Linked DNA regions of Homo sapiens: region 1 is linked to region 2. Evidence: chromatin loops called from intact Hi-C (ENCODE). Cell type or tissue: B cell. All regions are shown on one strand. Each heading gives the region's core, and the rest is flanking DNA. Links, peaks and the distances in the headings are about the cores only.

Region 1 (2,913 bases), core at 279-2,778, 55 kb after region 2:
GCCTCCTGGGTTCAAGTAATTTTCCTGTCTCAGCCTCCTGAGTAGCTGGGATTACAGGTATGCACCACCACATCCGGCTAATTTTTGTATTTTTAGTACAGATGGGGTTTCGGCATGTTGGCCAGGCTGGTCTCTAACTCCTGACCTCAGGTGATCCGCCTGCCTCGGCCTCCCAAAATGCTGGGATTACAGGCGTGAGCCACCGTACCCGGTCTATGTGCACTCTTTTAGTATGTTTGTGGCACTTCAATTAGAGTTAAAAAAATAAATAACGCTTCAATGAACATCCTGATAGCTATGTTTTTGCAGAAATTCCTGTTATTTTCTTTTGACTGAATTTCTAGAAGTGGAATTGCTGAATAACATGGTTCAAACATTTGTATAGCTTTCAATGTCTCTTATCAACTCTCCAGGGGCTGCTTTTATCTCCTTGTACTTAGCACTTGACACCGTCTAACAGATGTTTGTTGAATGGGTGAATGAATGAAGGCCTTCTTTCAGGTCCTGGAATGAATAGAGGCCTTTCAAGCCTGAGAATGGTGGCTGTCTCTGCCACCTGAAACTTTCTTCCCTCTGTTCTTCATACCAACCACAAACTCTCAGCTCAAAAAACAACTCAAGAGAGCCTTACCCCACCATGCTGTCTAAAGTAGTCCTCCTTTCTCATTCTCTCTTTTAGCATCAATTGTTTACAAATATCAATGTGTAATTATTATATTTTATGTATATGTGTATTTGCTCACTTGCTTACTGTCATCTTTCCCACTAGATGCTAAGTACCGTGAAGATAGGAATGACATGTGTCTTTGTCCACTCTTATAATCCCAGCAGCTAGCACAGTGCCTAGAATGGAGGAGGCCTTTGCATGATTGAGATATTTTCAGTCACAAGTGACAGACCTCTAACTCAGACTAGCTTGAGCAAAAAAGAAAATTATTGGCTCATGTAGTTGAAAAGTTGAGGCGGCTGACTTCAGGCATGGCTAAATCCACAGGTTCAAATAATAATACTAGGACCTTGTCTCTCTCTTTCTCCATACCTCTTACCACTGTTTGACTTCATTTTTTAGACAGGTTCTTTCCTGACATGGCAGCAAGAAGACAACTCATAGCTCCAAACTTATATTGCTTACCATCTCAGACGAGAAGAAAGCAAATTTTTGATAGAGCTGTCAAGAGTCTTGGGGAAGATGCCCATTGGTCCAGCTTAGGGCCATATACCCATCACTGAGCCAAGCACAGTGGGTTTAATGATGCAGTTCTACACCCAGGCGTTGTGTTCTTGACTATTCCTGAGCAGTGGTTGGGGAGGAGAGGAAGATCCACCCACTCAGACCACAAGAGCAGATGTGAGCAAGGGCTGACTTATTTGCCTAATTCTCACTTCAACTTACCACTCAACCAGCTGCAGGAACTCGACTTTCTGAGTGTGTGCAGCCATTAACCTAAAACTAGGCAGTCGAGACCTACAGGTCTTCGAGCTGTTCTCTGGCTAAGTGGAGCCAGCTGAAATTAAGTGCTTTATTGATTGCCATTTTAAACAATAATTTCAACTTTCATTTTAGATTCAGGGGTACATGTGCAGGTTTGTTACATGGGTATATTGCATGATGCTGAGGTTTGGGATGTGAATGATCCCATTACCCGGGTAGTAAGCATGGTATCCAATAGCTTTTTTTTCAACCCTTGCCCCACCGCTTCCCCCTCTAGTAGTCCCCGTTGTCTATTGTTTCCATATTTATGTCCATATGCACTCAATGTTTAGCTCCCACTTATTTATGAGAACATGCAGTATTTGGTTTTCTGTTCCTGTGTTAATTTGCTTAGGATAATGGCCTCCAGCTGCATCCATGTTGCTGCAAAGAACATTATTTCATTCTTTTTTATAGCTGCATAGTATTTCATGGTGTATATGGACCACATTATCTTTATCCAATTTACCACTGGTGGGCACCTAGGTTAGTTGATTCCATGTCTTTGCTATTGTGAATAGCACCGCAATGAACATGTGAGTGTATGTGTCTTTTTGGTAGAATGATTTATTTTCTTTTGGATATATACCCAGTAATGGAATTGCTGGGTTGATGGTAGTTCTATTTAAGTCCTTTGAGAAATCTCCAAACTGCTTTCCACGGTGGCTGAGCTAATTTACATTCCCACCAGCAATGTATAAGCATTCCGTTTTCTCCACAGCCTTGCCAGCATCTGTTGTTTTCTGACTTTTTAATAATAGCCATTCTGACTAGAGTGTGGTATCTCATCGTAGTTTTGATTTGCATTTCTCTGATGATTAGGGATGTTGAGCTGATTGCCATTTTCAATTGGGTAGTATATTGCTGGGTTTTTCCTGAATGCTTTTGCCTCTGCAGTTTATTTAGGGGTTTAGGTGGAGATCTGTCCTTTGTAACAAACATAGGGGTGGAGTTCATATATAAGATTTTTTCCTTTCACAATCCTTATTCTAAATGGGTCTGTTTATACAAGTTTCTTGATCTGTTTAAAGATCACACCCCCACTCTTCCCGTTTTATCCACATCCTTCTCCTGCTTCAACCAGATCAACCCAAAGTTGACTGAGCTAAGTGAAAAACAGGAATTTTCATATTGGTATGCAGGGGTATATCAGATACATAAACTTGCTGGCAGCCTTAGTATTCACAGCCTTGCAGACTCACCACTTCAGACTTTTAATCTGGTTCCCTTTTCAGGATTTGTCCATGACCTTGAGGAAGTCAATTTCCTCTTTCTGGACCTTAGTAGCCCTAGCTATAAAATGAAATGGTGACCCTATCTGCAGGGCAAGATGGTTTCTAAAGTATCCCCTAGGTTTCTGATTCTGGAATTACCTCCTCCTCTCCTTAGCAATCTGGTGATGAGAGGGTCACCTTTAAGTGTGGATTCCAAACTTTGAGGTG
Region 2 (2,913 bases), core at 252-2,751:
AACACAAACTGTTCTGCCTTCAAGGACTTTATAGTCTAAAGTGGGAGAGGCAGTGGAATCATCACATGAAAATTCTAATTACAAATTGTGGTAAGCAAACCAAGTGATAGAGGTATAAGTAGACCAAGATTTTATCTGATTTTCAGAGTCAGTAAAAGCTTCTCTGAAGAAGTCCCAGTTGAGCTGCAATATGAAAAATGTGCAGGAGGAATTAAGGAGACACAAAGGAAAGAGTAGCATGCTGAGCATGTTTAAACACCCTGCAGTAGAAAGAGAATGATGATGGGGCCAATGTGGCTGAAACCCAAAGACTCAATAACTATTTAATGGCAAAAACCACAATTACTTTTGCACCAATCTAATAGTAGCAGTAGTAGGAGGTTAGATCCCAAGCCACTGGGGGATTTTTAAGGCTTTGCTAAGAATTTTAGACTTTCATTACATTATCAGTGGGGAGCCATGGAAAGTTTAGGAAAAGTGTGACAACCTTAGATTTGCGTTTTCGAAAGATCACTGGCAGCTGGAGTGTAGTGGGGCAAGGGTGACAAGCAGGGAGACTATTTACAGGGTTACGGCAGTATCCCAGTGAAAGATGCTGGGAGCCTGGAACAGGATAATGGCAGGTAGAGACACAAAACAGTGGATGAATTTGGGATGTATAGTATTTTGGAAGTAGGGCCACAGGGCCTGGTGATTAATTGAAACTTTAGCACAATAATCACACAAAGTCGAAGATCCTCCCCAGCAACATTAGCTAATAGGTTATTGATAAGTTGCAAAATCTTCCCCATTCTCCCTTGGCAAAGATTCAAAAGCCCTGGTGGTACTCAGGGCCGACAGATTACTCAGGCCGCACAGAGCGCGTGCACAAGGCCGTCGCTCCCCTTGTGACGCAAGACTTCATTCCCTGGATGTCAGCGGCCTGGAAGCGCAACGTTTCCTGGGCAACGCCATTGTCGCAGCTCCGGGTGGGGGAGGGATGACTAAAGACAACGGCTGTAAGAGAACTCCACAAGAGAGTCAGAACGAAAATGTGCAACAAGTGCGGCGGCTCCTACCATGGCAGGTGATTCGAGGACTCAGCACGAGGCGAGAGTAGGGACCAGGAAGAGCCGGAAAACCCGCCTGTGATTGGCCGTCCACGGGTATCGGTCGTTGTGATTGGGTGAGGCCCAGACAGACAGCTGCGTTTTGAACCGCGTAGGGTTCTGGGTAGCAAAGGCCTTGCAAGGCTCTTAACCGAAAGGGGGAGGGGGAAGGTCGCCAACAAACGGCTGAGCTCACAATCCTGGCCGGGGCGTCCCCCTCCCCCATGGAGAGAGCCAGACCCGAGCCGCCGCCTCAGCCGCGCCCGTTGCGTCCCGCTCCGCCCCCGCTGCCGGTCGAGGGCACCTCCTTTTGGGCAGCAGCCATGGAGCCCCCTCCGTCGTCTCCCACACTGAGCGCGGCAGCCAGTGCGACCTTGGCCTCGTCGTGCGGGGAGGCAGTGGCGTCCGGCTTACAGCCCGCGGTGCGGCGGCTGCTGCAGGTGAAGCCAGAGCAGGTGTTGCTGCTACCACAGCCTCAGGCCCAGAACGAGGAAGCCGCTGCCTCGTCCGCGCAGGCGCGGCTGTTGCAGTTCAGGCCCGACCTGCGGCTCCTGCAGCCGCCGACAGCGTCAGACGGCGCCACCTCCAGGCCCGAGTTGCACCCGGTGCAGCCCCTGGCGCTGCATGTCAAGGCCAAGAAGCAGAAGCTGGGGCCCAGCCTGGATCAGTCAGTGGGGCCTCGAGGGGCCGTCGAAACCGGTCCTAGAGCCTCCAGGGTGGTCAAGTTGGAAGGCCCCGGGCCGGCCCTCGGCTACTTCCGAGGGGACGAGAAGGGCAAGCTGGAGGCGGAGGAGGTCATGAGAGACTCGATGCAAGGCGGGGCAGGCAAAAGCCCGGCAGCCATCCGAGAAGGTGTGATCAAAACGGAGGAACCCGAGAGACTCCTCGAGGACTGCAGGCTCGGCGCGGAGCCCGCGTCCAATGGCCTGGTTCATGGCAGCGCGGAGGTCATCTTGGCCCCAACGTCCGGTGCCTTTGGGCCGCACCAGCAAGACCTTAGGATCCCTTTGACGCTCCACACGGTCCCCCCTGGGGCCCGGATCCAGTTTCAGGGAGCTCCGCCTTCAGAGCTGATAAGATTGACCAAGGTCCCCCTGACACCAGTGCCTACTAAAATGCAGTCCCTACTGGAGCCTTCTGTAAAAATTGAAACCAAAGATGTCCCGCTCACCGTGTTGCCCTCAGATGCAGGTATTAGACAGCAGGGGAGTCGGGTTTTCAAAACTGCGTCTGTGTTGCCCATAGCTGTTTTGTCAGCAGTTCCCAAGTCTAAACTACAAAAGTAAAGTAATGGAACTGATTGTTTTCAGGGCAGAGTCTGCACAGGTATCACTTCTGATCGACTTGTACATATAGCAGTAAAATACACGAATGCCTTCAAGATTCTCAAGTATTTTTTAAAAAATCGATTTTAAGGCCCAGTATTTAGATAGGACTAATTTTTGTACACAAAAATAGAAATATTCTTGCTAGACAGCGCATAGCCCTCAGTTTATATGCTACAAATAATCAAGATTAAAAATATTGTAGTATAACAGCTCAGTACTTTTATATGTATCAAGAAATAGAAGAAATAATGGTGTTGAATGAAAAAAGTGATTATAATTAAACAGGAAAGTTTATACCGATTATAGAGGCTATCTTTAAAAATGAATAATAAATATTCTAGCAGAAAACAATACGTGATTCAATGTAATATTTTAGGGTTTATTCCTCTGAAAGGTAATGACTTATAGAAATATTGAAAAGAATACAGTAGAATGAGCCATAAATATTATTTTTAAAGAAATGACTAGTTGCAGCAGTAACAAGTACAAATAATGTT

Evidence for each region. A loop is a pair of places that touch in the nucleus more often than their neighbours do. Peaks named below come from ENCODE experiments on the same cell type or tissue, not always from the same donor. Only the 100,000 strongest peaks of a DNase experiment are listed, where the experiment ranks them.
Region 1: a loop joins it to region 2, with 3 times the contacts of the local background. A loop is called at or near these places in 10 of 110 quality-filtered maps.

Annotation. Positions count from the first base shown.
Region 1 is chr5:157,595,076-157,597,988 of GRCh38, reverse strand. No RefSeq gene overlaps it. Among named protein-coding and RNA genes, the nearest start is that of ADAM19, 21 kb to the right of the region's middle. In B cell, for the core only: no CTCF peak of the experiment used is centred there; a DNase peak (open chromatin) is centred at 1,338; H3K4me3 peaks cover 1,555 bases; H3K27ac peaks cover 2,500 bases.
Region 2 is chr5:157,650,478-157,653,390 of GRCh38, reverse strand. SOX30 (SRY-box transcription factor 30) reads left to right here and starts at 953. Exons shown (of 5, transcript NM_178424.2): 1 at 953-2,279. The coding sequence starts at 1,313. LOC105377675 (a long non-coding RNA gene) reads right to left here and starts at 1,585. Exons shown (of 3, transcript XR_941127.3): 1 at 1,059-1,585. RefSeq lists an enhancer at 1,016-1,310. In B cell, for the core only: a CTCF peak has its summit at 1,686 (motif pointing left); a DNase peak (open chromatin) is centred at 1,600; H3K4me3 peaks cover 1,074 bases; H3K27ac peaks cover 1,723 bases.